Regions from separate parts of the Homo sapiens genome. Here region 2 is linked to region 1. Evidence: read pairs that join two places in POLR2A ChIA-PET (ENCODE). Cell type or tissue: PC-9. All regions are shown on one strand. Each heading gives the region's core, and the rest is flanking DNA. Links, peaks and the distances in the headings are about the cores only.

Region 1 (15,181 bases), core at 3,652-11,651:
TTATGATAGCAAATATCACCGATATATTAATAAATAAATAAAATAAGCCCAAAGGCATTTAGTAAGCAAGTAGCTCAATTGACAGGAACAGAACTACCCAAGAGTTCTGAAAAGCAGCCTCTAGCCATGTGGGCATGCTGTGGGCATAGGTAAGTAGGTAAGTACATTTTAGAACTGGGAGAGTAAGTTAAACAGGGCATAAGAAAATAACTATGTATTTATGTACATACATATATGATGGTTGTACAACTCTATAAATTTACTAAAAATCATTGGTTTGTACACATAAAATGGGTGACTTTTATGGCATGTGGAATATATTTCAATAAAGCTGTTCTTTTTTTAAAGAAGACATCTGTGTATTTATATATTTGTACATTATCACTGAAAGGTCAAAGCATTGCCAAGAAAAAAGAGGCTGGGTGCGGTGGCTCACGCCTGTAATCCCAGCACTTTGGGAGGCTGAGGCGGGTGGATCACGAGGTCAGGAGATCGAGACCATCCTGGCTAACACGGTGAAACCCCGTCTCTACTAAAAAATACAAAAAATTAGCCGGGCGTGGTGGCAGGCACCTGTAGTCCCAGCTACTCGGGAGGCTGAGGCAGGAGAATGGTGTGAGCCCGGGAGGCGGAGCTTGCAGTGAGCCAAGATCGAGCCACTGCACTCCAGCCTGGGCGACAGAGCGAGACCCCATCTTAAAAAAAAAAAAAAGAAAGAAAGAAAAAAGAAAGAAAATAAATATTTAAAAAGATCTGGAGACCGTTAAAAGTAATATTCTTGAGGGCAGTATTACAAGGAACTTTCACTTTTTACTTTATATACTTGTGTTTGGTTTGAAATTTTACAGCAAGGATATACAATTTTTATAATAAAAATGGAAAATATACACACATTAAAAATTATTAGACTTCTAGATTAAGAAAATGGAGTAAAGCTATCTCACAGACTCTGTTTCAACCAATATCTAGGAAAGTTTAAAAAGTTAAAATTGTATCCACGGCAAAAAAACGTCAGTATCTTAAATGTCAGTAAGTGGTGGTCAAGGAAATAAATAGAAGATTCTGGGCTGGAGCATGTCAAGGCTTCCAGTTCTGCCTTCATTCCATCAAAACTCATACAATTAGATCCACAAAATCCTGACAATTAACACAAACATATCCACATACATTACAAGAGAGAAGAAAAGTAAACGCTTTCCTTCTCTTTCCCCTCCCATCTCTGGAAAATTGAAAATGGCTACTGGGGAGAAAAACTTGAAATGGGAAGTATGGAATAGACCAAATCTTTAAGATGGCAGTGAAGACTCAGGAAAACATGCTGAACTGAGAGAAGTTCCAAAAAGTGAAGCTATCTTTTCCATGGAAATGGACTACACCAGCCATTAGTGGGGTGAACTTTGGAATAGACACTTAACAAAACCTCAGAAGTGATTGCAGAACTTAGGTATTCTAACAAAGGCTGCACATGAGCAGCCCTCTCCCCTCTTCAGACAAGCATAAAAATCATAGAAAAACTGCATACTGCATAAAATAACACTCTTCTAACTGCAGTTCAGTAGGAAAAACAAATAAGTTTCAAATAAAGTGGAAAGCAATTCTGGAGACAAATAGAAAAACAAAAAACTTCACCCCAAGTGCTTTGAGCTGTAGAACAATTTATTAAGAAAATGACCTCAGGTCAGGTGTGGTGGCTAACACTTACGTAATCCTAGTGCTTTGTGAGGTCAAGGTGAATGGATTGCTTGAGGCCAGGAGTTTAAGACCAGTCTGGGCAACATAGCAACACCTTGTCTCTACAAGAATAAAAAAATTTAACCAGGCATGGTGCTGGGCACCTGTAATCCTAGCTACTTGGGACCCTGAGGCAGGAGAATTTCTTGAGCCCAGGAGTTCAAGGTTACAGTGAGCTATGATTGTGCCACTGTACTCCAGCCTGGGCAACAGAGCAAGACCTTGTCTCTAAAAAAAAGACAAGAAAATGAGCTCAATAGAATAAGAACTCAAAACCAAGATAATAAAACAACGGAAGGAGATGAATAGGGAAGTTGCACATTTGAGAATCCAAAGACTAATAAATACCTGAAAACAAGGAACCAAATAGACATGGCTAGGAGTGGAATTAGTTTTTTCTTTTCTTTTTTAAAGACTTTTACACTCCTAGAAATGGAACTATTGATATGGAAAATGGTTTTAAATAATCAAAATAATGGTAGATGAAAACACAAAGATATTAAAACAATCAGATAGAAATCTATAGATATGGAAGACAGAAGTTATTGGTGTCCCTGAAATTGAGAACTCATTAAATGGAACAGAAGTATTCAAAAATATAAAAACAAAAGTTTGCCCCAAAATGAAGTACTAATCTACAGCTTGAAAGGTCAAGACAGAAAGCACTTTGATACAGAATATTCTGTCCTGAAAAATATTGTAATTAACTTATTGAACTTCAGATAACCAGGCAGAAAAAGTAGAATGCCTACAAGGAAAAAAACTCAGGCTATCCTTACATTTCTCAACAGCAACATTCCAGAGACAGAAGCCAATGGAGCACTGGCTACGGAATTCTGAAAGAACAAAAGTATGATCCAAGAATATTATACCCAGCCAAGATGTCATTTGGAAATAAAGATACTAGGCAGATTCCCACAAATACAAAAGAATGCATAGGAAAGAGCTCTCTCTGGCCAGGCATGGTGGCTCACGCCTGTAATCCCAGGACTTTGGGAGGACGAGGCAGGCAGATTGCCTGAGGTTGGGAGTTTGAGACCAGCCTGACCAACATGGAGAAACCCCATCTCTACTAAAAATACAAAATTAACCGGGCATGGTGACACATGCCTGTGATCCCAGATACTCAGGAGGCTGAGCAGGATAATCGCTTGAACCCGGGAGGCGGAGGTTGTGGTGAGCCAAGATCACACCATTGCACTCCAGCCTGGGCAACGAGAGTGAAATTCCATCTCAAAAAAAAAAAAAAAGCTCTTTCAAATTCTTCTTGAGAAAATGCTTGAAAGTGAAATTCAGCCAATTAAGAAATAGGGCAAAATTAAGACTTCAATAATTAAGAAGTCTTGGGAAAAGGATTTGTGATGATCATTGAATCTGTTTAAATACAGAATTAATACTGAATACCTGTGTGAATCATTGCTTTATACCATGTACATATTATATGAATTAACAATGTAAAATAGTATGACTAAGAAATATTGGGCCCTGTGGAGGGAGGTAATGGAAGATAGTATAGTACGAGTGCACTCTCCTTGGGCTTACAATAGATTCTAATTTAAAACGTATTCTTAAAAAACCAGACCTGGGCAGTTGCCCATGCCTGTAATCCCAGCAACTAGGGAAGCTGTAGCAGGAGGATTTGCTTGAGCTCAGGAGTTCAAGACCAGCATGGGCAATATTGCAAGACCCCATTCCTAAAAAATTAGCTGGGTGTAGTGGCGCATACCTGTGGTCCCAGCTACTTGGGAGGCTGAGGTGGGAGGAGTTCAAGGCTGCAATGCCACTGCATTGCTGTCTGGATGACAGAGCACGACCCTGTCTCATAAAATTAAATTTAAATTAAATAAAATTAAATAAACTTCAAATAAACAAAACAACATAATGTCAAAGTCACTTTTCCTAACCCTTATTTGAAGTCCAGATTTTAAAATTTCTTTTTATACTTGTTCCTTTTTTCCTTTTTATTCCTTTAAGTTTATTTAATTCAAGTAAACTTGAATTTTTGAATCTTTAACTCAATTAACTTAAATTAGAATTCAGGATTAACAGAATTCAATTAACTTTAACTCAATTCTGTTAAATTCAAGTAAACTTGAATTTAATACTTTTTATTTTTTAATAACACACCTTATGATACAATTTTTTAAAGTACCTATGTCTATATACCTATTTATCTATCATTCTATCCATATAAAAGCATAAAAAGATATTTAGAATGATGTTAATCAAATGTTAATAGTGACTATTTTTAGATGGTTGGACTTAGGAGTTGTTTTTTTAAAAAAATATTTCCCCCCAGCTTTATTGAGGTATAATTGTCAAATAATGAGATTTCAGGGGGTTTTTTCTTTTTCTTTTGCATTGCTTAGATGATTTGCAGTGAAAACATATTATTTTCACAAGAACAATAAGTTGATTTTTCTTAAAATAAAGCGTAGAGCAAACCTTCAACACTTCTCCCTAGTCTTCAGGATGTAGTTCAAGCTTTTGTATTCAAAATGAGAATCCAAACTATCTTCCCAAACCTACTTCCCACATTTAATAATAACACAATTAATATATTAATATAAACAGTATTCCCTGAAAATTCCTGCTGCTGTTCCTTTGCCCAAATCATTTTACCATCTGGAACAGGCTTGCCATCTTTATCTGTATTAAACAAATGCAACCCACCCCACAAAGCTGAAGTTCTGTTCCATGTCTTCCATTGACCTCCCAGAGCCCCACAACATTTTCAAATCAAATAGTTAAAAGTATCCATGTAGAAAAATACCTACAGAGTTCCTACTTCCTCTGGATTTGGTTTAAAGAGGAACCATTTAGTGGGAGACAAATAAGTTCTCTCAGTGTAAGTCAATTCTTGACTGTTATTTTAGTAAGCAGCCACTGAAGCTTATTAATTTTAGTAATAAGAAGTGAGAAATTGCAAAGCCTGAATTTCAACCTAACTAGTACTGAGAGTTAATAAGATGCATATCAGTTCCCTGAATAGACTATAATTCAAGGAACAATGGGAACATAGAGAAGTATCTGAATGCTCATCGGTTTCAATTTTCTTTTTTGACATGAGAATAAAGTTGCTTGCTATTAAAAAGCATACTTATGAATAAGCAAGATCTAGAGACTTACTGGCTTTTCAATAAAATGAGCAGAAATTTCACCAAGTGACTAGATATATTAAGAGTAAATACTTTTGGACTGCCAAACAACCTACTTTTATTATCTGGGCCATGAAAAAAGACTATGATGCTGTTACCTTGTGGCAGCAGTGGATAAAAAGCAACATTAAGATTTCTTGGTTTGTTAACTGTTCAGGGCTACAGAACTGATCATAAAAGTGAGTAAGTTATATTAGACATGCCATCTATAGTAAAAACTTTTGAGAAAATGCTTTTATATATCTTTTCTTTCTTTCTTTTTTATTTATTTATTTTTTTAAATTTTTGAGACAGAGTCTCACTCTGTCACCCAGGCTGGAGTGCAGTGGCTCAATCTCGGCTCACTGCAACCTCCACCTCCTGGGTTCAAGAGATTCTCCTGCCTCAGCCTCCTGAGTAGCTGGGACTGCAGGTGCACACCACCACGCCCAGCTAATTTTTGTATTTTTAGTAGAGATGGGGTTTCACTATGTTGGCCAGGCTGGTCTCAAACTCCTGACCTCAGACGATCCACCTGCCTTGGCCTCCCAAAGTGCTGGGATTATAGGCATGAGCCACCAGGCCTGGCCGCTTTCATCTATTTTCTTGCCCAATGGAAAAGAATATTATTTTTTTTTCACAGCATTAAGACAACTTTTCAAGTTTTTGAAAATTTTTACCAGGTATGTACATACACACATGCAATATTTACATTTTATGAAGGGCACAAAAGAGAAAATAAAGTCTCTTTTCCTCCACATTTATTTTATTTTTGTGTTGTTTTTCTACACATTTCTTAAGTCTTACACCCTAGAGGCAATTCTGTTAACAATTTCTGCTTTTTAGTTTTCCTAATATTTATCATTAATATAATTATTTTAATTTGATTCAATTAATTTAATTATTTATTGATTTACCACCTTTAAACTATATCTCCCCATAATGAAAGACACAGAAATGAGAAAACTTGCCTTTCTTTCCACCTCTCCTTTCCATCTCTAAATTTTTGTTAATATAATAAAAATGTGTAATATTGGCTGGGTGTGGTGGCTCACGCCTGTAATCCCAGCACTTTGGGAGGCCAAGACAGGTGGATCTCTTGAGGTCAGGAGTCCGAGACCAGCCTGGCCAATGTGGTGAAACCCTGTCTCTACTAATAATACAAAAATTAGCTGGGTGTGATGGCACATGCCTGTAATCACAGATACTCAGGAGGCTGAGAAGGGAAAATTGCTTGAAGCTGGGAGGCGGAGGTTGCAGTGAGCCAAGATCCTGCCACTGTGTTCCAGCCTGGGCCACAGAGCAAGACTCCATCTCGGTGGGGGAAAAAAGTGTAATGTTTATATTATTTTCTGGGAATAAAAATATTTTGTGATTTGTATATAGATGGACAAAAAACTAAAAACTCAAACCCAGAATTTACCATATTATAATCCTCTGTATATTTGCTCTAGAGCCAAGAGATATGATTAAACCCTTAGTGATGGAAATATATTACTGTGTCACTAAGACTTTGTAACTCAAAAGGGAGTCTTCCACACATCAAGATCTAATGGATTGCCGGGCACGGTGGCTCATGCCTATAATCCCAGCACTTTGGGAGACCGAGGTGGGCGGATCACCTGAGTTCAGGAGTTCGAGACCAGCCTGGCCAACATAGTGAAACCCCGTCTCTACTAAAAATACAAAAATTAGCCAGTCATGGTGATGCACACCTATAATCCCAGCTACACAGGAGGCTGAGGCAGGAGAATCTCTTGAACCCAGGAGGCCCAGGTTGCAGTGAGCTGAGATTGAGCCACTGCACTCCAGCCTGAGCGACAGAGTGAGACTCTGTCTCAAAAAAAAAAAAAAAAAACTAATAGGTCTTTTATGTCTTCCCCCCAACTTTTCTTCACTTTGCCGGGTCATATACCTCTATTACTTATATCCCATAGGGTCCTCTTTGTTAGATTCCATTTCCATTTTGCTAAAGTCTATCTTTAGGTGATTTTCCACATAGAGTGTGTAGCACTAAACATTCTGAGTTCTGACATATTCCTTACTCTGCCTTTATATTGTTTGGCAGTATGTGTGGATACGTATCAAATTCTGACAAAGACTCTCTCTTTGACCAAACTTTAGACAGGCTCCTCTGAGCCTTCTTTTCAACTGAAGGCAGGCCCTAATCTTTGGGTCTGTCCTCAGCCTGCATTACCCAGTTTTAGAGCAACCTTGCTAAGTCAGTTTAGAGAGAATCCCCTCATCCTTGAAATCTGATCGCCAACGATATTTGATCATGATCCTCATTCCCCTCCATTGATATCTAAGTTCTTTGCCTGCCTCTAGCAAGAATCCCGTTAGGCCGGTTTACCAAGAACCTCCCTACCCTTGATGTCTCCTCTTAATAAATTTCTATCCCCTGACTCATCCAATCTACCTGTTGGCTATGAATCCTTAGCTGTATTTGCTGCATTAAGATTGAGCTCAGTTTTACTGAACCTCTCTTCCCTATTACAATAGCACTGAATATTTGTCTTTACTACCTTTAACAAGTGTCTGGCTCTGTTTCTCTGCAAGAATTCTAGGGTGCTATTCTTTTTCCCTTACAATTTTGAAGACTTTTTTTTTTTCGAGACGGAATTTTGCTCTTGTTGCCCAGACTAGAGTGCAGTGGCGCAATCTCAGCTCACTGCAACCTCTGCCTCCCGGGTTCAAGCGATTCTCCTGCCTCAGCCTCCTGAGTAGCTGGGATTACAGGAGTCCACCACCATGCCCGGCTAATTTTTTGTATTTTTAGTAGAAACAGAGTTTCACCATGTTGGCCAGGCTGGTCTTGAACTCCTGACCTCAGGTGATCCACCCACCTTGGCCTCCCAAAGTGCTGGGATTACAGGCATGAGCCACCTCGCCCAGCCAATTTTGAAGACATTTGTTGTATTTTTTTTTTTAGATGGAGTTTTGCTCTTGTTTCCCAGGCTGGAGTGTTATAGTGTGATCTCGGCTCACTGCAACCTCCGCCTCCCGAGTTCAACCGATTCTCCTGCCTCAGCCTCCCGAGTAGCTGGGATTACTGGTGCATGCCATCACGCCGGCTAATTTTTGTATTTTTAGTAGAGACAGGGTTTCATCATATTGATCAGGCTGGTCTCGAATTCCTCACCTCAGGTTATCCGCCCACCTTGGCCTCCCAAAGTGCTGGGATTACAGGCGTGAGCTGCCATGACCAGCCAAACATCTATTTTTAATGATGATAAGTCTTATTGCTTTTTAGGGAACCTATTTTGTTTTTGTTTGTTTGTTTGTTTGTTTCTCTTTGAATGTTTGGCTGCCCACTCAGATTCCTATACAGAGAGATGGCATGAATTTCTTCTACATGTGTATTTTTCCTCTAGGCCTATTCCTTAATCATGGGCTCTATGCGAGCAGGAGAACCACATGATCAGGGAGGCTTCTTTGTAGAATGCATGGGTGGGGAGTAGTCAGGCAGTCTGATGACCCCAAAACTGACTCCATCATGACGGTGAAGTGCATTACATGAATTACTCCTGAGTGAAGCTGCCACTTTTTTTTTTGTCCCATCCTTCTTTTTATGCAAGTCTGATCTACTTTCTCTCAAGCTAAATGTTCTCTCAAGGAGTCCTCCCCCAGGCAAACCACTACTTCTTTAGAGAGACGTTCTCACACTTCAGCGTTAGAGCAAAAGTTACCAGTACCAGATACCTTTATAAAGGTGGAAGAATAAAAACCCATTTGTACCAATTGGTTTCTTAAATTGTTTTTAATGTAACGCTTGAATAAATTACCTGATAGTTAACTTAAATCTCACTTTTGATTGTTTAAAATTTGTTGATTCTGAAAAGAACTGCCCATGTCCTCTAATCCTCATCTCAAGCGTGATTTCTTTCCTAGATACCTACTCCTGTGTTCTCTCTTACCCACTCTGTCCTCAACTTATTCAGAGTATCTGCACCCATCTATTTACCTCGTTGTCTCACCTTTAGACTAGCAAGTTCTCAAAAGCAGAGGCTAGGTCTAATTCACTTGGTGTTCAGAGGATCTCGCACAAGGTTAGTGCCCGACAAGTTCCTATTTAATAATTGAATGATCACCAAAGGTAGACATTGCAAATACACAAATCCTTCAAAGGACAGCAGTTCCAGAATCTAGTCTGAGGAAAACATGGAAGGAGGATCTAGGGAGCCTGCAGTCTACCCATCTGCAGCTACTGAAGAAGCCCAGGCTGAAGCTCTGTAGCCTCTAGCACAGGAAGAAAGTTGGGCATAGGCACTAGACAGGCTAAAGTTTAAAAAATGCAAATCACCATCTTGGGCAACATAGTGAGGTCCTGTCTCTATGAAAAAATAAAAATTAGCTGGACATGGTGGTACATGCCTGTAGTCCCAGCTACTCAGAAGGCTAAGGCAGGAGGATCGTTTGAGCCCCGGACTTTGAGGCTGCAGTGAGTGAGCTATAATCATGCCACTGCACTCTGGCCTGGGGGACAGAATGGGACTTTGTCTCAAAAAAAAAAAAATCTGAACAGAGCCGTAACTAATAAAGAGGTGGAATCAGTAATAAAAAATCTTGGCTGGGCGCAGTGGCTCAAGCCTGTAATCCTAGCACTTTGGGAGGCCAAGGTAGGTGGATCACAAGGTCAGGAGTTCGGGACCAGCCTGGCCAACATGGTGAAACCCCATCTCTACTAAAAATATAAAAAAATTAGCCAGGTGTGTTGGTGCATGCCAGTCATCCCAGCTACTTAGGTGGCTGAGGTAGGAGAATCATTTGAACCTAGGAGGTGGAGGTTGCAGTGAGCCAAGATCACACCACTGCACTCCAGAGCTTGGGTGACAGAGCAAGACTCTGTCTAAAAAAAAAAAAACTCCTGACATTGTCTCCTAACAAAGAAAATCCCTGGACATGATGGCTTTACCAGTGAACTCTACCTAATATTTAAAGAACAAACACCAATCCTTCTCAAACTTTTCCAAAACCTGGAAGAGGAGGGAACACTTCCTAACTCACTCTATGAGGCCAGAATTACCCTAATTTTAGAAGCTAGATTAAAAAAAGAAAGCTACAGAACAATGTTTTTTAAAGAACATTGATGCAAAACTCCTCAACAAAATACTAGCAAACCAAATTCAGCAGCATATTAAAAACATTATACATCATGACCAAGTAGGATTTATTCCTAGAATGCAAGGATGGTTCAACATATGAAACTAGATCAATGTAATGCACCACTTGCTAGATTAACAAAGAAAAAAGAAAGAAGATCCAAATAAGCACAATCAGAAATAACAAAGATGACAATAAAACTAATCCCACAGAAATACAAAAGATCTTTAGAAACTATTATGAACACCTCTATGCACATAACTAAAGAACTCTAGAGGAAATGGATAAATTCCTAGAAACATACACCTCCCAAGACTGAACCAGGAAGAAACTGAGAACCTGAACAGACCAATAAGGAGTTCTGAAATTAAATCAGTAACATAAAACCTACCAATCAAAAAAAGCCCCGGGGCCAGGCATGGTGGCTTATGCCTGTAATCCCAGCACTTTGGGAGGCTGAGGCTGAGGTCAGGAGTTCGAGACCAGCCTGGCCAACATGACAAAACCCCGTCTCTACTAAAAATACAAAAATTAGCCAGCCATGGTGGCAGGCACCTGTAATCCCAGCTACTTGGGAGGCTGAGGCAGGAGAATCACTTGAACCTGGGAGGCGGAGGTTGCAGTAAGCCAAGATTGTGCCACTGCACTCTAGCCTGGGAGACAAGAGCAAAACTTCAACAACAACAAGAAAAGCCCTGGACCAGATGGATTGACAGCCAAATTCTACCAGATGCACGAAGAAGAGCTGGTACTAATCCTACTGAAACGATTCCAAAAAGTTGAGGAGGAGAGACTCCTCCCTAACTCATTCTATGAAGTCAGTATCATCCTGATACCAAACTCTGACAGAGACATAGTGAAAAAGAACAAAAAAAACAAAATGGCTGGGCACGGTGGCTCATGCCTGTAATCCCAGCAGTTGGGGAGGCCAAGGCGAGTGGATCACCTGAGGACAGGAATTCAAGAGCAGCCTGGCCAACATGATGAAGCCCTGTCTCTACTAGAAATACAAAAATTTTCAGGATGTGATGATGTATGCTTATAATCCCAGTTACTCAGGAGGCTGAGGCAGGAGAATCGCTTGAACCCAGGAAGCAGAGGTTGCAGTGAGCCAAGATTGTGCCATTGCACTCCAACCTGGGCAACAAGGATGAAACTCTGTCTCAAAAAAAAAGAAAAAAAGAAAGGAAGAAAGAAAAAAATAAATTTCAGGCCAATATCCCTGATGAACATAGAGGCAAAAATCCTCAACAAAATATTGACAAACCAAATCCAGCAGCACATCAAAAAGTTAATCCACTGTGATCAAGTAGACTTCATTTCTGGGATGCAAGGTTGGTTCAACATATGCAAATCAATGAATGTGGTTCACCACATAAACAGAATTAAAAACAAAAAGCATGCAATCATCTCAATAGATGCAGGAAAATTTCTGATGAAATCTAACATCTATTCATGATAAAATTCTCACCAAACTAGGCATCAAAGGAACATATGTCAAAATAGTAAGAGCCATCCATGACAAACCCACAGCTAACATCATACTGAGCCAGCAAAAGCTGAAGTATTCCCCTTGAGAACTGGAACAAGGCAAGGATGTCCAAAGGATGTCCACTATGTCCTGGAAGACAAGGATATCTTCCAGAACGTAGTACTGGAAGTCCTAGGAAAAGCAATCAGGTAAGAGAAAGAAATAAAAGGCACCAAAATAGGGAAAGAAGAAGTCAAACTATCTCTTCACTGACGATATGATTCTATGCCTTGAAAACCTTAAAGACTCTGCCAAATGACCCCTAGAACTGATAAACGACTTCAGTAAAGTTTCAGGGCACAAAAATCAGTAGCATATATATACACCAATAACATTCAAGCTGAGAGCCAAATCAAGAACACAGTCCCATTTATAATAGCCACAAAAAGAATAAAATACCTAGGAATATACCTAACCAAGGAGGTGAAAGATCTCTACAAGGAGAACTACAAAACACTGCTGAAAGAGATTAGATATGATACATATAAATGGGAAAATATTCCTGCTCATGAACTGGAAGAATCGACATCATTAAAATGGCAATACTGCCCAAAGCAATCTACAAGTTCAATACTATTCCTATCAAACCACCAACATCATTTCTCACAGAATTGGAAAAAAACTTCTAAAATGCATGAGGAATCGAAAAAGAGCCAGAATCACCAGAGCAATCCTTAGCAAAAATAAAAACGTCAGAGACATCTCATTAGACAACTTCGAACTTATGCTACAAGGCTAGAGTAACCAAGATAGCATGGTATGGGTACAAATACAGTCACATAAACCAAGGAAACAGAATAGAGAACTCAAAAATTAAACCACACATGTACAACTATCTGATCTTGGACAAAATCGACAAAAATAAGCAATGAGGCCCAGCGCAGTGTCTCAAGCCCATAATCCCAGCACTTGAAGAGACTGAGGCAAGGAGAATTTCTTGAGCCCAGGAGTTCACGACCAGCCTGGGCAACATGGTGAAACCCCAACTCTAGAAAAAATACAAACATTACCCAGGCATGGTGGCACACACCTGTAGTCCCAGCCACCCAGGAGGCTGAGGTGAAGAATTGCTTGAGCTCAGGAGGTAGAGGCTGCAGTGAGCTGTGATCATGCCACTGCACTGCAGTGTGGGTGACAGAGTGAGACCCTATCTAACAAAAAAAGCAATGGGGAAAAGACTCCCTATTTAATAAATGGTGTTGGGATAACTGGCTATCTGTATGCAGAAGAAGGAAATCGAACCCCTACCTATCACCATATATAAAAATTAACTCAAGATGGATTAAGGACTTAAATGTAAAACCTAAAACTATAAAAATCCTGGAAGAAAACCTAGGAAATACCCTTCTTGATATTGGCCTTGGCAAATAATTTATGGCTAAGTTCTCAAAAGCAATTGCAACAAGAGCAAAAATTGACAAGTGGGACCTAATTCAACGAAAGAGCTTCTGCATAGCAAGAGAAACTATCAAAGGAGTAAACAGACAACCTACAGAATGGGAGAAAATATTCACAAACCATGAATTCAACAAAGGTCTACTATCTAAAATGTATAAGGAACTTAAATCAATAAGCAAAAACAAATAACTCCATTAAAAAGTAGGCAAAGGACATGAACAGACTTCTCAAAAAAAGACTTACAAATGGCCAATGAACATATGAAAAAATGCTCATCATCACTAACCATCAGAGAAATGTCAATCAAAACCACAATGAAATACCATCTCAACTAGTCAGAATGGCTTTTGTTAAAAAGTCGAAAAATAATAGATGTTGGTGAGGCTGCAAAGAAAAGGGAACACTTATACACTGTTGGTGGGAATGTAAATTAGCTCAGCCACCGTGGAGAGCTGTTTGGAGATTTCTTTTTTTTTTTTTTTTTTTTTTTTTTGAGACAGTCTTGCTCTGCTGCCCAGGCTGGAGTACAGGGGTGCAATCTTGGCTCAGTGCAACCTCCATCTCCTGGGTTCAAGCGATTCTCATGCCTCAGCCTCCAGAGTAACTGGGACTACAAGTGCACACCACCATGCCTGGCTAATTTTTGTATTTTTAGTAGAGACAGGGTTTTGCCATGTTGGCCAGGCTGGTCTCAAACTCCTGACCTCAAGTGATCCAACCACCTTGGCCTCCCAAAGTGCTGGGATTATCCTGGCATAAGCCAGCATGCCCAGCCTGGAGATTTCTTAATGAACTAATATTTGAACTACCATTCAACCCAGCAATTCCATTACTGGGTAGGTGCCCAAAGGAAAATAAATAATTCTACCAAAAAGACACATGCACCTCTATGTTCATTACAGTGCTGTTCACAATAGCAAAGACATTGAATCAACCCAAGTGCCTATCAATGTGGATTGGATTTAAAAAATGTGGTACATATATGCTATGGAATACTGTACAGCCATTAAAAAGAATAAAATCATGTCTTTTGCAGCAACGCGGATGTGGTTGGAGGCCATTATCCTAAGCAAACTAATGCAGAAACAGAAAACCAAATATCTCATGTTTTCACTTATAAGTGGGAACTAAACATTGGGTAAACTTGGACATAAAGATGGGAACAATGGGAAATACTGTTCACTGGGAAACACAAAACATTGGGAAATACAAGAGCAGGAAGTGAGGGAGTGGAGCAAGGGTTGAAAAGCTACCTATTGGGTACTATGCTCACTATCTGGGTGACAGATTCATTCATACTCCGAACCTCAGAATCATGCAAAATGTCTTTGTAACAAATCTGTATATGTACCCTCTGATGTTAAACATCAAAAAAAGATTAAACGAGAAAAAAACCTGTTAGAACTAATACATGAATTCAGCAAAGTAGCGAGATACAAAGTTAGCACACAAAAATCAGTTGCATTTTGATACACTAACAATAAGCCATCTGGAAAAAAATTAAGAAAACTATTCCATTTACAATAGCATCAAAAAGAATAAAATACGTAGAAATTAATTTATCCAAGAAGATTAAAGTCTTGGACAATGAAAACTACAAAACATTTCTGAAAAAAATTGAAGAAGACATAAATGAAAAGACATCCCATGTTCATGAATCCAAAGATTTAATATTATAAGATGTCAATACTATCCAAAGAGATCAACAGATTGAATGCAATTCCTATCACAATCCCAAGGACTTTTTTGCATAAATAAAAAAACTCATATGGAATCTCAAAGGATCCTGGATAACCAAGACAATCCTGAAATGGAAGAACAAAGCTGGAAGACTCACAGTTCCTGATTTCAAAACTGACTACAAAGCTACAGTAATTAAAACAGTGTAGTGGTACTGGCATAAAGATAGATATATGTACAACTATATATGTATATGTACATAAAATATGTACAACTATGATATTTCCATAAATTTTATAATAATTTAGTTTTTTAAAAGATTGATATAGACCAATGGGATAGCATAGCAAATCTAGAAATAAATCCTTGCATATATGTTCAAATAATTGTTTTACAAAGGTGCCAAGACCATTCAATGGGGAAAAGACAGTCTTTTCAACAAATAGTTTTAGGAAAACTAAATATTCACACACAAAAGAATGAAGTTGGATCCTTATTTAACACTATATACAAAAATTAACTCAAAATGGATTTATGACCTAAATGTAATACTTAAATTATAAAATTCTTAGAAGAAAACATAGGACAAAACTTCACAACA
Region 2 (15,816 bases), core at 5,089-13,088, 860 kb after region 1:
GCAATATCTGCATATGGTTGAAAAAAAATTCATCATGATTTGAAAATACTTGACATGGAAAAAATGCTATTGTATTCTAAAGCCCTTTACATTATTACAAGAAACTTTGACAATACATCTTGTTGCTCTCAGCACTTTGGGAGACTGAAGCAGGTGGATCACCTAAGGTTAGGAGTTCGAGACCAGCCTGGCCAACATGACGAAACCCTGTCTCTACTAAAAATACAAAAATTAGCTGGGCATGGTGGTGTGCGCCTGTAGCCCCAGCTACTCAGGAGGCCAAGGCAGGAAAATCGCTTGAACCTGGGAGATGGAGGTTGCAGTGAGCTGAAATCGTGCCACTGCACTCCAGCTTGGGCGACAGAGCGAGAAACCATCTCAAAAAAAAAAAAGAGAAGAAAAAGCAGAGCTATTAGATTTAGACAACTTTTGCATGGTTAAAGTACAATTCAGAGGATCCTTATTTTATTAAGGACAAGAAAGGAGTTGTTTTTTGTTTGTTTGTTTTTGAGACGGAGTTTTGCTCTCATTGCCAAGGCTGGAGTGCAATGGCACCATCTAGGCTCACCGCAACCTCCACCTCCCAGGTTCAAGCAATTCTCCTGCCTCAGCTTCCAGAATAGCTGGGATTACAGGCACATACCCGGCTAATTTTGTATTTTTAGTAGAGACGGGGTTTCTCGGTTTCTCCATGTTGGTCAGGCTGATCTTGAGCTCCCGACCTCAGGTAATCCACCCGCCTTCACCTCTCAAAGTGCTGGGATTACAGGTGTGAGCCACCGTGCCCGGTCAAGAAAGGAGTTTTTGACTGAGGAAAATGGTAGATATCACTGTCCTTTGCAGCACCTACTTGTGCAGAGTTTCTTGTTGATGGTGATAATCATGAATTTGAATAGAGCATAATTAGAAAAACAAAATCAGGAATTTTGTAGCCATTTCAAGTAAAAAAAATCTAAGATAAAAAAAGCATGTTCATGGAAGAAAGCTGATTTCTCATATAAAATTTGAAAATACGTTATTTGGAAGTTGTATTCTAATTAAATGTTTACTCTCTTATTAAATGCTTTGTACTTTATTTCTTTTCATGGTTATATACTATAAAGAAAATGTAGGCCAGCCGCGGTGGCTCATGCCTGTAGTCCCAGCACTTTGGGAGGCCAAGGTGGGAGAATTGCTTGAGGCTAGGAGTTTGAGACCAGTCTGGCCAATATAGAGAGACTAGTCTCTTAAAAATATAAAGATAGAGGCTGGGCATAGTGGCTGATGCCTGTAATCTCAGCACTTTTGGAGGCTGAGGTGGGTGGATCACGAGGTCAAGAGAGCAAGACCAGCCTGGTCAACATGGTGAAACCCTGTCTCTAATGAAAATACAAAAATTAGCTGGATGTGGTGGCGTACGCCTGTCGTCCCAGCTACTTGGGAGGCTGAGGCAGGAGAATCGCTTGAACCCGGGAGGCAGAGGTTGCAGTGAGCCAAGATCACGCCACTGCACTCCAGCCTGGTGATAGAGCAAGACTCCATCTCAAAAAAAAAAAAAGACAGAAAATGTAATTAGTCTTTTCACCAAATCTTTTTTTTTTTAATTTTTATTATTATTTTTTGAGACAGAGTCTCACTCTGTCTTCCAGGCTGGAGTGCAGTGGCGCGATCTTGGCTCACTGTAACCCCCACCTCCCAGGTTCAAGTGATTCTCCTGCCTCAGCGTCCTGAGGAGCTGGGACTACAGACGCCCACCACCATGCCCGGCTAATTTTTGTATTTTTAGTAGAGACAGGGTTTCACCATATTGGCCATGGCTGGTCTCGAACTCCTGACCTTGTGATCCGCCCGCCTCAGCCTCCCAAAGTGCTGGAATTACAAGCGTGAGCCACCATGCCCGGCCTTTGCCAAATCTTTTATAGACATTCCCAAATCTTGAGTTTATCCTAATGTGCTGTATAAACACTACCATTTTCCACATGTCCCATGGTGTGAAAAATGTTGGAAAGCACTGAGTTAAAATAGTTTGATTGCTGTAAAAAGATTCAAGATAATGGTGGCTTAAAAATACAGAATTTATGGCCAGGTGCAGTGGTTCACACCTGTAATCCCAGCACTTTGGGAGGCCAAGGCGGGTGGATCACTTGAGGTCAGGAGTTCGAGACCAACCTGGCCAACGTGGTGAAACCTTGTCTCTACTAAAAATACAAAAAAAAAGAAAAAAAAAATTGTAGCTGGGCGGCCGGGCATGGTGTCTCACGCCTGTAATCCCTGCACTTTGGGAGGCTGAGGCGGGCAGATCACCCGAGGTCAGGAGTTTGAGACCAGCCTGGCCAACATGATGAAACCCTGTCTCTACTAAAAATAGAAAAAATTAGTGGGGCATGGCAGGCACCTGTAATCCCACCTACTCGGGAGGCTGAGGCAGAAGAATCACTTGAACCTGGGAGGCGGAGGTTGCAGTGTGCTGAGATTGCGCCACTGCACTCCAACCTGGACAACAACAGCGAAACTCTGTCTCAAAAAAAAAAAAAAAAAAAAAATTTAGCTGGGCGTGATGGTGCACGCCTGTAACCCTAGCTACTCTGGAGGCTGAGGCAGGAGAATCGCTTGAACCCAGGAAGTGGAGGTTGCAGTGAGGCAAGATCGTGCCACTGCACTCCAGCCTGGGTGACAGAGTGAGACTCCGTCTCAAAAAACAAAAAACATAACAGAATTTTATTTCCCTCTCAGGTCACAATACAACTGTTAAGTAGTCCCGGGATGAGGGCGTGTCTCTGTAGCTCATCACTAGAATGCATCCGCCCAGCAGAAGGCAAAAGAAACCATCATCTATCTAGTTTTAAGTACTTTTATTGTTGCATTTGACATGTATTGTTATTTCCCAGTTCCCAGACTAGAGGCTCTGGGGTCAGGTAGCATCTGTCATTAGACAGCTGAAAACAGCAGCAGTTTTGGAGACAGACAGATAGATGGAGGTTCAAACCCCATCTCTGCTGATTATAAGCTGGGGATTTGGGAAGGTGTTTATCCTTCCTAAGCCTCAGTTTCCTCATCCATGAAATGGAGAGGAGAGAAACAACCTTAAAGGGCTGTCAGGAGAATTAAACGATGGGCATAGGTAAAGCATCCAGGACTGCATCTGGCATACGGCATGTGCTCAAGGGAGCTGAGGCTTAATCTGTCTCCTGGGTGCCTGGCACAGAGTCTGGAACAGGTGGGCCTGCATTTGGGTTGGTGGAGATGAACAGAAGTGAATTGGGCTCAGGGAGGGATGTTAATTCCCTAGCTCATCAGGCCTGTCCTGTGGGAACAGCAGGCTCTGGCAGCCACAGAAAGCCAGAGGTGAAGATTTCAGGAATGGAATTGGACAGGGTGATGTGCCCTGGAGGACTGAGGACATGGGCAAGGAGATGACAGCCTCCGCCACACCAGCTAATTTAACTTATGTTTTGGGAGAGAAATCTCTGGCTAGACCCTAAATGGAATCTGGGATGGGGAGGGACTGTTATCAGAAGTGGGCTGTGGCAAGCAGAAAAGAGTGATTGTCCTCTAGGCCTGAGGTGGGGTCAGGCTGCAGTGGACTTCTACCTGTCTCAGCAAATCTATTCTCCATTCCTCCCACACCGATAGACTCGACCTCGGGAGGTGATCGCCCTGCTAGGGACTACATTTCATGGCCTCCCTGCGGCTAAGATGTGGCCCTCTGCCTAAATGTGACAGAAGGGGAGTGGAAAACTTCTCCGTTACTTGCTTCAGAGGAAATTGTCCTTCCTCTGCTTCCTTTCTCTCCTCATTCCTGCGGAGATGTAAACGCAGACATGGCAGGAACCCAGCCTTGACCACGCGGATGAGGACAGCGCCCTGAGGGAAGGCACAAGGGGCGGCAGTTTCTCTTCTGCCTGGAAGAAAGACCTAGGTGAGGGCTGCGGCAGCCCCTGAGAGTGAGCAGTAGCAAGGCTTGGTCTATCACTGGCTGTGGGTGCGGGACTCTGCCAACCAGAATGGGAAGCCCAGAAGCTGCCAGAGAAAGAAAGGCAAGTAGCAGATCTACAACCTGGAAGGATTGGAAATTTAACATGACAGTTACAAGTGGAAACGTGGATGGTGTTTTAGTTGGGATATGCATTCAGCCGAAAAAACAGAGACCCAGACTTGCAGTAGCTTAAGCAAGGTAGAAATTATTTCTCTCTTGCCCAAGTGTCCACGCGTGAGCAGAGTCTGGGTCTGGTATGGTTGCTCCTTGGTGGCAGGGCCTGAGCTGCTTCTGTCTTGTTGCTTGTGTTGGTCCAAGTTTTATTTTCCACTTGGTTAAGCAGGAACTATATTTGTCAGAAGCTCCCTCCCTATGTAGTGGGATCTGGCCCACAGAGGAACTGGGATGAGAATGGGGAGGTGGAAGTGAAGGAACGGCCATTGTTTCCTGAAGGGGAGATTTGGTGACAGACAGATGCAGAGGTGTTTGGTGGGCTCCAGCTTGTCCTTACTTTCCTCTGCCCCACATTCAGCACCTCTTTCCCAATTCTGGGCCTGCTGACCACAGTGGCCCCAGGCCTGCCACCAGAGGCTTGGACTCACTCAAGAGGTAGCTACATAGGGGCTACAGTTTCCCAAAGACCTCTCCACAAGCTCCCCCTTTCAGTGGCTGAACGTACCTGGCTTCTTAGATTTCCCAGCACGCTCCAATGTATCCACCATGATAGTTCTTCAGGATTGTGACTCACCCCATCTTTGATCCCCTATTTCCCCACTCCAGACCATAATCTCCTCAGCTGCGCAAAGTCTAATTCCTGTTATCAATCCTTCATCCCAGCCGTGTAAATCAAAGTGATCCTCAGTTTTCTCCACTGCTGGCTGGGGTTTTGGCTATTTATTTATTTAGTCTACTCAGTCTTCATTCATTCATCTAATTTCTTGCTTCCAGAAGTTTTACTCCTGTCACCTTTCCTGTTCTCCCTGCCTTTAGAGATCTATGTTTTTTTCAAACGTTGCTATAGTTTTAGTGAGGTTTCAGAGGGGAGGGAAATTCAATGTTTGTTCAGTCTACCATCTTAACCCAGAAGTCTTCTCAACACTCTGTCTTCCTTCGTATGCAATAGGCTGTTTGCTGTTGTTGGTTTTCTTTTAACTTTTTAAATTAAAAAAAAAATTTAAGGCAGGCGTGGTGGCTCACGCGTGTAATCCCAGCACTTTGGGAGGCCGAGGCGGGCAAATCACTTGAGGTCAGGAGTTCGAGACCACCCTGACCAACATGGAGAAACCCTGTCTCTACTAAAAATACAAAATTAGCTGGGCATGATGGCGCATGCCTGTAATCCCAGCTACTTGGGAGGCTGAGGCAGGAGAATCGCTTGAACCTGGGAGGCAGAGGTTGTGGTGAGCCGAGATCATGCCATTGCACTCCAGCCTGGGCAACAAGAGCGAAACTTTGTCTCAAAAAAAGAAAAAATTTAAATTTCTTTAGAGTTGCTCTTTTTCAGAGCCTTGCTCTGTTGCCCAGCCTGTAGTGCTGTGGTGCCATCACAGCTCACTGTAACTACAAACTCTTGGGCTCAAGCCATCCTTCTGCCTCAGCTTCCCAAGTACCCGAGACTACAGGACTACAGGCATGCACCACCATGCCTGGCTAATTTTTAGTGTTTTTGCAGAGACAGAGTCTTGCTATGTTGCCCAGGCTAGTCTTGAATTCCAGGCCTCAAGTGATCCTCTTACCTCAGCCTCCCAAAGTACTCGGATTACAAGTGAGAGTCACCAGGCCCAGTCTGTTTGCAGTTTCCTAAACAGACTGAGCCTCCTGCCTCTGTGACTCAGCACATGATCACCCCTCCCTCTATTGTACCCCCCAAACCCCTACCCTGCCAGCCTGGCCTCCCTTCTTCCCTATATTGATGCCTGCCGATCCTTAGAGACAGTTCTCTGGGAAGCTTTTTCTGGTGCTGTGGGTGTGTTAGGTGCCCTTTCTATGAGTCCTAAAGCACCCCACCACTTTCCTCCACTACTGTACTGCTCCTTTCTCAGTACTGTAATTGTCTTTGTAACCCTGGTGTCTGCAACAATGCCTGGAATATGAGCAATGCCAATAAATATTTGGTAAATGAATCAACGAAAAAGATACCCGTTCTGCAGACTCCTTTGCTTTGTTTGCATAATGAGAATCAGAGGAAGATAATGTTTACCTAAAAAGGAAGAGGATCTGGCATGCAGGAGGGAGAGAGGAAACATGTACAACTTAAAGGAGCCAAGTAAAATGTTGTGAATTTTACTATTCTTAAATGATTCTCAGCTGGGCGCAGTGACTCACACCTGTAATCCCAGCACTTTGGGAGACAGAGGCAGAGGCATGCGGATCACAAGGTCAGGAGCCTGGCCAATATAGTGAAACCCCGTCTCTACTAAAAATACAAAAATTAGCCAGGCGTGGTGGTATGCGCCTGTAGTTCCGGCTACTCGAGAGGCTGAGGCAGAATCACTTGAACCCGGGAGGCGAAGGTTGCAGTGAGCCAGGATTGTGCCACTGCACTCCAGCCTGGGCGACAGAGCGAGACTCCATCCCCCATCACCCCCCCAAAAAAGATTCTCAGAACTTTAATAGATGACCATACTATTCTAAGTTTAGCTGTAAAAAGAGCCTTGAGAAAACTAATCTATGGTATTCAAGGTCAAGGTAGTGTTTATGCTTGGGGAAGTGGTAATTGGAAGGGGAACTAGTAGGAGCATCTGGGTGTGGGCAATGTTCTGTTTCTTGGCCTGGGTACTGGTTCCATGAGTGTGGCTAAATACATAAAGATTCATCATGTTGTACACTTATGATTTTACACTTTTTGTATTTCTGTTATACTTCAAAAAAAGTTTACAAAATATAAAATTTTTTAAACGGCAAAACTACAGCATAAACCATTCCTAAACCTCTTTCTCCAGAACACATCATCTCCATCACATCATGCTTGTCAGTCTTTCCAGGTCTTTAAATCTCCAAACAGATGGGTGGGGTTTTTTTCATATCCTCTTGAGTTCAGATTAAATATATATTGAATGCAATTATTTTAAAAGGTTGGGTCATTTAAAAAACTCTCATTATGGGCTGGGCACAGTGGCTCACGCCTGTAATCCCAGCACTTTGGGAGGCTGAGGCGGGCGGATCACGAGGTCAGGAGATTGAGACCATCCTGGCTAACACGGTGAAACACCGTCTCTACTAAAAATACAAAAAATTAGCCAGGCATGGTGGCGGGCGCCTGTAGTCCCAGCTACTCGGGAGGCTGAGGCAGGAGAATGGCGTGAACCCGGGAGGCGGAGGTTGCAGTGAGCCAAGATCGAGCCACTGCTCTCCAGGCTGGGCGACAGAGCAAGACTCCGTCTCAAAACCAACCAACCAAACAAACAAACAAAAACCAAACCAAACAAACAAAAAAAACCCTCTCATTATGTACAACAGGAATCAAGGTGCTAATTATATAAACGTGGGAGTTGTTGGATACCCTATGAGTCCATATTTTCTCACAGATTTAAAAGGTGTTTTTCACATGATCATCGTACTCATGACAGGGGCATGAGTTGTTGCTCTTGGAGGCAGCAATATCTCTTAGATAGATCTTGGATACAGATATCTGGAGACCCAGAATTATAACTATTGAGTTTTAAAAATGTATTGTGGCTGGCCCTAGATTTTGAAATTATAACTATTGAGTTTTATGCACATATTATGGCTCCATTAAGGGCTTGCTGGATGAAAATCTTTCTGAAGATTTTCCAACCACAGTCTGGTTGGAAGCGGGTGGTGGAAGCTTGAAGCTCTGTTTGCATAATGAGTGCAGTTTTTATGTTGATTGTATGTTTGAGGTGGTTCTCCCAGGGCTTATGGAAGTTTTTTTTTGTTTTGTTTTTTTGAGACGGAGTCTCGCTGTTGCCCAGGCTGGAGTGCAGTGGCATGATCTCGGCTCACTACAGGCTCCCCTCCTGGGGTTCACGCCATTCTCCTGCCTCAGCCTCCCGCGTAGCTGGGACTAGAGGTGCCTGCCACCTCACCCGGCTAATTTTTTTTATTTTTAGTAGAGACGGGGTTTCACCGTGTTAGCCAGGATGGTCTCTATCTCCTGACCTCGTGGTCTGCCCGCCTTGGCCTCCCAAAGTGCTAGGATTACAGGCGTGAGCCACCACGCCCGGCCCGGCTTATGGAAGTTTTATGGAGGCTTTACCACCCCTTCTTGGGGCTACTGAAGCTGAAAAGGGGCAGTTCTTTCTTTTGATCTAGAAAGTGGCAAGTGCAGATCATCTCAATAAGATGTTTTAAATCTTGCGGCAAAGGAATAAAGAGACGGTTCTGGGCCGGGTGTAGTGGCTCATGCCTGTAATCCCAGCACTTTGGGAGGCCGAGGCGGGCGGATCACAAAGTCAGGAGATCGAGACCATCCTGGCCAACATGGTGAAACCCTGTGTCTACTAAAAATACAAAAAATTAGACGGGCATGGTGGTGCACACCTGTAGTCCCAGCTACTCAGGAGGCTGAGGTGGGGGAATCGCTTGAACCCACAAGGTGGAGATTGCAGTGAGCTGAGATCGCGCCATTGCACTCCAGCCTGGCTACAGAGTGAGACTCCGTCTCAAAAAAAAAAAAAAAAAAAAAAAGAGGCGGTTCTGGAGATCAGGTGAGGGGTACCTAATTAGCCAGAGAGGCTTGGAGGGGTTCTCACAGATGGGGTTGCTGAAACAAGTCTTGTTTGCCATGTGTTTTTGAACCCTAAAGTCAGAATATATGATCTAAAAAGTATTCATTTCCTTATTCTTTCTTTTCTTTTCTTCTTTCTTTTCTCTCTCTCCTTCTTTCTTTCTTTTTTTTGTCTTGCTCTATCACCCAGGCTGGAGTGCAGTAGTGTGATCATGGCTCACTACAGCGCTCAAGTGATCCCCCACCTCAGTCTCCCGAGTAGCTGGGACTACAGGCACTTGCCACCAGTCCTGGCTAATCTTTTTTAAAATGTTTTTGAAGAAATGAGGTCTCACTATGTTGTCCAGGCTGGTCTCAAACTCCTGGGCTCAAGCAATCCTCCTACTTAGGTCTCTCAAAGTGCTGGGATTACAGGCACTGTAAATGTGCCTAGCCCATTTATTTTCAGTAAGTCTCATAGGGGTACAATAACAAAATCACAGTTACATATGTACACATTTTATTAACAATAGCTACATTCCAAGAAATCAGAACTAGCTCACCAAATATGGGTTGTATGGTGATGTTAACTATGGTCTATTTTTCAACTAAGAATTCCTTCTTATGTTTGACAGCATATTTTAAAAAGTGGCTTTTTCTTTCTCTTTTTTTTTTCAGACAGAGTTTTGCTCTTGTTGCCCAGGCCGGAGTGCAATGGTGCGATCTCGGCTCACTGCAACCTCTGCCTCCCGGGTTCAAGCGATTCTCCTGCCTCAGCTTCCCGAGTAGCTTGGATTACAGGCATGCGCCATCATGCCCGGCTAATTTTGTATTTTTAGTAGAGACGGGGTTTCTCCATGTTGGTCAGGCTGGTCTCAAACTCCCGACCTCAGGTGATCTGCCCACCTCAGTCTCCCAAAGTGTTGGGATTACAGGCATGTAATCCTGTACCCGCCTAGCCATTTCTTTCTTTTACTACATTTTTCCCTTAAATGTGCTATTGAGGTACTCGTGTATAATTATACTGTATGTTCATATATAATAGTAATATACACTATTATAGGCCCTATATGAAACAGATGTCTCTGTCAGATTATTCTGACATTTCATCATGTTCCCTATAAAGGACATCAATTAGTTCTGAGGAGAATATGAATTTTACCCCCAAGCTCATCTGCTTGTTGACAGCCTTTCAATTTAACCTGATGTTCAGAGTAGCATCATTCCATGTATCTCTCAGAGTGTAGTATTTAATTCACTGCCCCTCAAATCTCCCCAGCAATCAGGTTGGAGAACAACAAAATCACATGCAGTGACACTGTCACCAGCCTTTATTGAAAGTCATCTTAGGCCGGGCATGTTGGCTCACGCCTGTAATCCCAGCTTTGGTAGGCTGAGGTTGGCAGATCACCTGAGGTCAGGAGTTCGAGACCAGCCTGGCCAACGTGGTGAAACCACGTCTCTACTAAAAATACAAAAAAATTAGCTGGTCATGGTGGTAGGTGTCTGCAATCCCAGCTACTCTGGAGGCTGAGGCAGGAGAATCACTTGAACTTGGCCTGGGAGGTGGAGGTTACAGTGAGCCAGGGTCATACCATTGCACTCCAGCCTTGGTGACAAGAGTGAAACTACGTCTCCAAAAAAAAAAAAAAAAAAAAAAAAAGGAAGTCATTCTAAGGAACAGGCCTGTGACCTTTGCCTGTATGTCTGCTGTATAAATGCTATTGAGACTTTTCATCCTTACATTGTATATCCTATATCCTCTCCATGAAGACTCACAGGGGGAACTGATTTCTGAGCTCAGTAGCAGAAATAATTGTCCTTTTAATTAATTCAATAAACATTTACTGAGCATCTACTACATGCAGCCATATGAGAGCTGCTGGGGATATACTCGTAAATGAAATACAGACTGGTGGGGAAGACAGAAAACAACTACCCAATTACTCCACCAATTGTTAGAATTTTGATAAATGCTGCTAGGAAAATTAGTGAGGACTTGGAGCTGGTAAAGGGACCTGGGGTCAATGAAGGGTTATTTGAGGAAGTGATATTCCTCCTGAGCAATTGTTGTATAGTCACATTGATCCTCTTCACTTTGGCTCCTAGGAAGTTAGTCAAATTTGTGACTCTCCTCTCGAAAGAGTTTGTGATCTAATTGAATTTCTGGACTCATTTATTTGTGTAACAAATGACTATTGTGTGCCACAAGCAGCTAGGCACTGGGCGTATCACAGAAAATCAGATAAACAGGTCCCCGACCTCACAGAGCTTGTAGACAAGTGGGAGATTTGGGCAAGGAAGTGGATTATTAAAATAAAATTTGTTCTTTTAAAAATGTATTGTGGGTACATAGTAGGTATATATATTTATGGGGTACGTGAGATACTTTGATAAAGGGATGCAATGTGTAACAGTTACATCATGGAGAATGGGGTATCCATCCCCTTAAGGATTTATCCTTTGTGTTACAAGCAATCCAATATTATTATTATTATTATTATTATTATTTTTTTTTTGAGACGGAGTCTCACTGTGTCGCCCAGGCTGGAGTGCAGTGGCGCGATCTCGGCTCACTGCAAGCTCCATCTCCCAATTTGTGCATGGCCTCATACATCATAGAGTGGTTTTGACTTTATCCCGAAGGTAATGGAGTGTCATTAAAATAGAAAATTCCTATTTTTCCTTTCCTTTGCCTCATTTTTTGCTCACATTTTGTAGACACACACACAAGTGACTTTAAATCCTTTCTTGAACAAAGTGGTTCACACCATTCTCCTGCCTCAGCCTCCCCAGTAGCTGGGACTACAGGCGCCCGCCACCACACCAGGCTAATTTTTTGTATTTTTAGTGGAGACGGGGTTTCACCGTGTTAGCCAGGATGGTCTCAATCTCCTGACCTTGTGATCCGCCTGCCTCGGCCTCCCAAAGTGCTGGGATTACAGGCGTGAGCCACGGCGCCCAGCCCAATTATACACTTTTAGTTATTTAAAATGTACAATTAAATTATTACTGACTATAGTCACCCTGTTGTGTTATCAAATACTAAGTCTTTTTTTTTTTTTGAGACAGGGTCTTACTCTGTCACCCAGGCTGGAGTGCTGTGACATGATCTTGGCTCACTGCAACCTCTGCCTCTGTGGCTCAAGTAATCCTCCCACCTCAGCCTCCCCAGTAGCTGGGACAACAGGCATGCACCACCAGGCTCAGCTAATTTTTTTGTACTTTTTGTAGAGATGGGGTTTTGCCATGTTGCCTGGGCTGGTCTGAACACCTGCACTCCATCAATCCACCCACCTCGGCCTCTCAAAGTGCTGGGACTACAGGCGTGAGCCACTGCACCCAATCTACTAAGTCTTATTCATTCTTTCTAACTATATATTTTTTGTACCCATTAACCACCACCTTCCCCTCTGCCTCCCTTAAAATATAATTTGGTAAGTGCTATGCTCTGGGACGTCCCAGCAGCAATAAAAGAATGGGAGAGAAGTGCTAACCCCAAATGAGGGAGAGAGTCTGCCCAAAAAAATTACTTTGGGGAAGTGAAGACCAAGTTGAGATGTGATGTGATGTTAGCAAGAAAAAGGCAGGAAGCAGGGGGGTAGGTGAGAGCCAGCAGAGGTCTATGCAACGATTCATATGTGGAAAAGAATACATGGCATGTTCAGAGAACTGAAAGAATCATTGTGGCTGGAGCATGGGGTGGGTGATGTGGCTAGAGAGGTAAACTGAGGCCAATTTTTGCATGGCCTCATACATCACAGTGTGGTTTTGACTTTATCCTGAAGGTAATGGAGTGTCATTAAGATGAAAAATTCCTATTCTTCCTTTCCTTTGCCTCATTTTTTGCTCACATTTTGTAGACACACACACAAGTGGCTTTAAATCCTTTCTTGAACAAAGTGAGGACATAAACCAACAAATTCACTAAATAACATAATTACAGCTAGCTCAAGTGATGAAAATCCAACATCATACAGTCATATTAAAATAACATACAGCCAAAAAGAATATCTACATATGCACAGAGTGTGCTTGAAGGATAAACCAGAAACTGGTAATAGTGGTTGCTTCTGGGAGGAAACTTGGGTGGCTGGGGAACAGGTATGGAAGGAGAGCTTTTACTGTGTATTCCTTTTTAACACTCGAATTTTACGCCATTTACATATCTATTAGAAACTAAATAAAACATAAATAGCCCCAATCTGGGAAAAAAACAACAAATCTATCACTAGTTGTAGGCTCCCTCCTGCCCCATTTCTCAACCAGATAATCCATTAGAATGCCAGACTAGAGTGACAGCGTATTCATATAAAAGTAGAAAGCTCGAGGAAGTCCTGGAGAAGAAAAAATAAGCAAGACTTGATGATGGGCAGAATGAGGGACAGAAACAGAAAGACAATCCAAAGCAAACCTTCGCGTGTGCTCTCAGGAAGGTGTTTACATGTGTTCAGTCTTGGCTCCATCGTCTGTAATATAGTAATAATGACAGCACTTGCATTATAGGGTAGTAGTGGGAGTTACAGATGCTAGATGCTGGTTACTAAAAGGTCCACAAGACGTACTTGATAAGGAAAGTGACACACAGAAAGGCTAAGTAACCTCAAAGAGATTCCAATCTGGTATGGAGGAGACAGATAAGTGAACAGGCAATCTCAGCAGGCTGTGATAAACGCCTCAGAGGAAGCACTGGGTGTGCCACGGAATGTGCGGGAGGCACCCTGTCTTAGCCTGGGTTCCCTAGGAAGAAAGCCGGAGGTAGGTTCTTGAGTCAGCGAGTGACTGAGGAATAACCTCAGGTGAAGACTGTGAGGGAGCGAGGGGAGCATGGGGCGGGGAAAAAGTGAGACAAAGATATGTGTTTAGCTCAGGAGTTGGCACATTTTGGCCTTCAGACCCAAGCTCTATTTCTGTAAAAGAGTATTTTGTGAACACAGCTATAGTTCTATTGAAATAAGTCACATTCATTTAATCGATATATTATCTATGGCTACTTTTGCACTATGAAGGCAGAGTTGAGTGATTGCAAGAGACCATATGGCCCACAAAGCCTAAAATACAGACTGGTTCTTTTCAGGAAGTTTGCCTCAGCCTGATCCCACGGGGAGCTCTAGAGCACCAATGGGATCATAGAGTTGGCCCACGTGTAGGCGAGGCGCCTGGCTCACCTCAGGACCTGGGCTTGGAAGAGAACTTGGGGTTCAGGACACATCCAGCCTGGGAACATCAATTTGGGAGTAGTCAGAATAAGGATTTTTTTTGTTTGTTTTGTTTTTTAGACGGAGTCTTGTTCTGTTGTCCAGGCTGGAGTGCAATGGTGCAATCTCAGCTCACTACAACCTCCGCCTCCAGGGTTCAAGTGATTCTCCTGCCTCAGCCTCCCGAGTAGCTGGGATTACAGGCCTGCGCCACCACACCCAGCTAATTTTTGTATTTTTAGTAGACGGGATTTCACCATGTTGGCCAGGCTGGTCTTGAACTCCTGACATTGTGATCCGCCCACCTCGGCCTCCTAAAGTGCTGAGATTACAGACGTGAGCCACTGCGTCTGGGCCAGATGGTTTTAATGACTAGATAATGACTTTAGAGAGAAGGGATCCTAGAACTGAGGCTTGGGGCAATGTTTATAGTTCAGGATAGAGGAAAAGGAAGAGGATCTAGGTAGGGAGATCTAGAAGGAGAAACCTGTGAAATAGGAAAAAATGAACAGCAAGTGGTTTCCTAGAAGCCAAGTAAAGGACACCCACCTTTTAAGGAGGAAATGATCAGCTGTGACAAATGCTCTTAGGGAAGTGGTCAGTTTGGGGGCAGCTCTGGGGCTGTATAGCTGCACCTAGGAGCCCAAAAGGAGACTGGGCCTATGGTGGGGGAGAGAAGCAGCCCAAATATGTAAATACATACACATGCGCACGTGCACACACACATATGCATTCATGCCATGCACATACAGCCACACTGTTGTCTATTTTTTTTTTTTTTTGAGACGGAGTCTCGCTCGTCGCCCAGGCTGAAGTGCAGTGGTGCAATCTTGGCTCACTGCAACCTCCGCCTCCCAGGTTCAAGTGATTCTCCTGCCTCAGCCTCCTGAGTAGCTGGGACTACAGGCGCCTGCCACCACGTCTGGCTAAGTTTTGTATTTTTAGTAGAGACGGGGTTTCACCATATTTGCAAACTGGTCTCGAACTCCTGACCTTGTGATCCACCCATCTCAGGCTCCCGAAGTGCTGGGATTACAGGCATGAGCCACTGCGCCCAGCCCACTGTTGTCTTTATTTGGGACTTACGGACATTAGAGATTGGAGTCTAGGCTGATGTACAAAGAAGAGGTCTGAGAACATGGAGGTTAATTTTTGACGAGATCAGTTTCAGTGAAATTATATGAGCAAAATATCCAGATTGGAATGAGTTCAAGAGAGGGAAGAAATTGAGACAGCAAAGTACAAACAACATTTTTTAGGAGTTGTGCTGAAAAGTGAAACAGAAATGGAGGGGGAGCTAGAGAATGGCATAGAGTCAGGAGAGGGGTTTTAAGATGGAACAAATTGCAGCATGTTTGCATCACGGTAGTGGAAAAGATCTACTAGACAGGGAAAGACTGATGACGCAGGAAGGGACATTCTACTAGACATTCTTGAGTTGATGAAAGGATATGGCACTTGCATACTAGACATTCTTTGAGTTGACAAATGGATATGGCACTTGGAGCAAAGAGGAGGTTGACCTCTGGGAGTGTGGGCAGTTTGTCCACAGTAACAGGAGACAACGCAGAGCTTGTGCGCAGATAAAAGTGGTTGGTGGATATGAAAAATCTACTGATGGCTTCTATTTTCTCGTGAAATGGGAAGCAAGACCACCAGCTGAGGAGAATATGGGGGAGGAGATGGAAGAGCTTTGAGGAAGAAGACAATGTCAAGTGGTCATTCAGAGGAGTGGTTGGGTGAATGGCTCATTTTTCCATCTCCCATAGCATCTTCATTACCTCAGCAAGTATGTTCTCAGCATCTGTTATGTTCCAGGCACTTTGATAAACATCAAATGCTTCTTGAAAGAAGATGTGGCTGTAGAGTACCTTCAAAGACAACCCAAACTTTTTTTTTTTTTTTTTGAGATAGAGTCTCACTCTGCCCAGGCTGGAGTGCAGTGGTGGGATCCTAGCTCCCATTGGCCTTGAATTCCTGGGTTCAAGCATTCC

What was found. Peaks named below come from ENCODE experiments on the same cell type or tissue, not always from the same donor. Only the 100,000 strongest peaks of a DNase experiment are listed, where the experiment ranks them.
Region 2: POLR2A ChIA-PET joins it to region 1 with 10 read pairs; 2 of 35 experiments call an interaction of 5 or more read pairs at or near these places.

The regions. Positions count from the first base shown.
Region 1 is chr1:40,100,525-40,115,705 of GRCh38, forward strand. No RefSeq gene overlaps it. Among named protein-coding and RNA genes, the nearest start is that of PPT1, 11 kb to the left of the region's middle. In PC-9, for the core only: no CTCF peak of the experiment used is centred there; a DNase peak (open chromatin) is centred at 7,247; H3K4me3 peaks cover 481 bases; H3K27ac peaks cover 3,383 bases.
Region 2 is chr1:40,961,874-40,977,689 of GRCh38, forward strand. No RefSeq gene overlaps it. Among named protein-coding and RNA genes, the nearest start is that of CTPS1, 9.9 kb to the right of the region's middle. RefSeq lists a silencer at 13,104-13,398. In PC-9, for the core only: no CTCF peak of the experiment used is centred there; DNase peaks (open chromatin) are centred at 5,758 and 6,108; H3K4me3 peaks cover 727 bases; H3K27ac peaks cover 3,149 bases.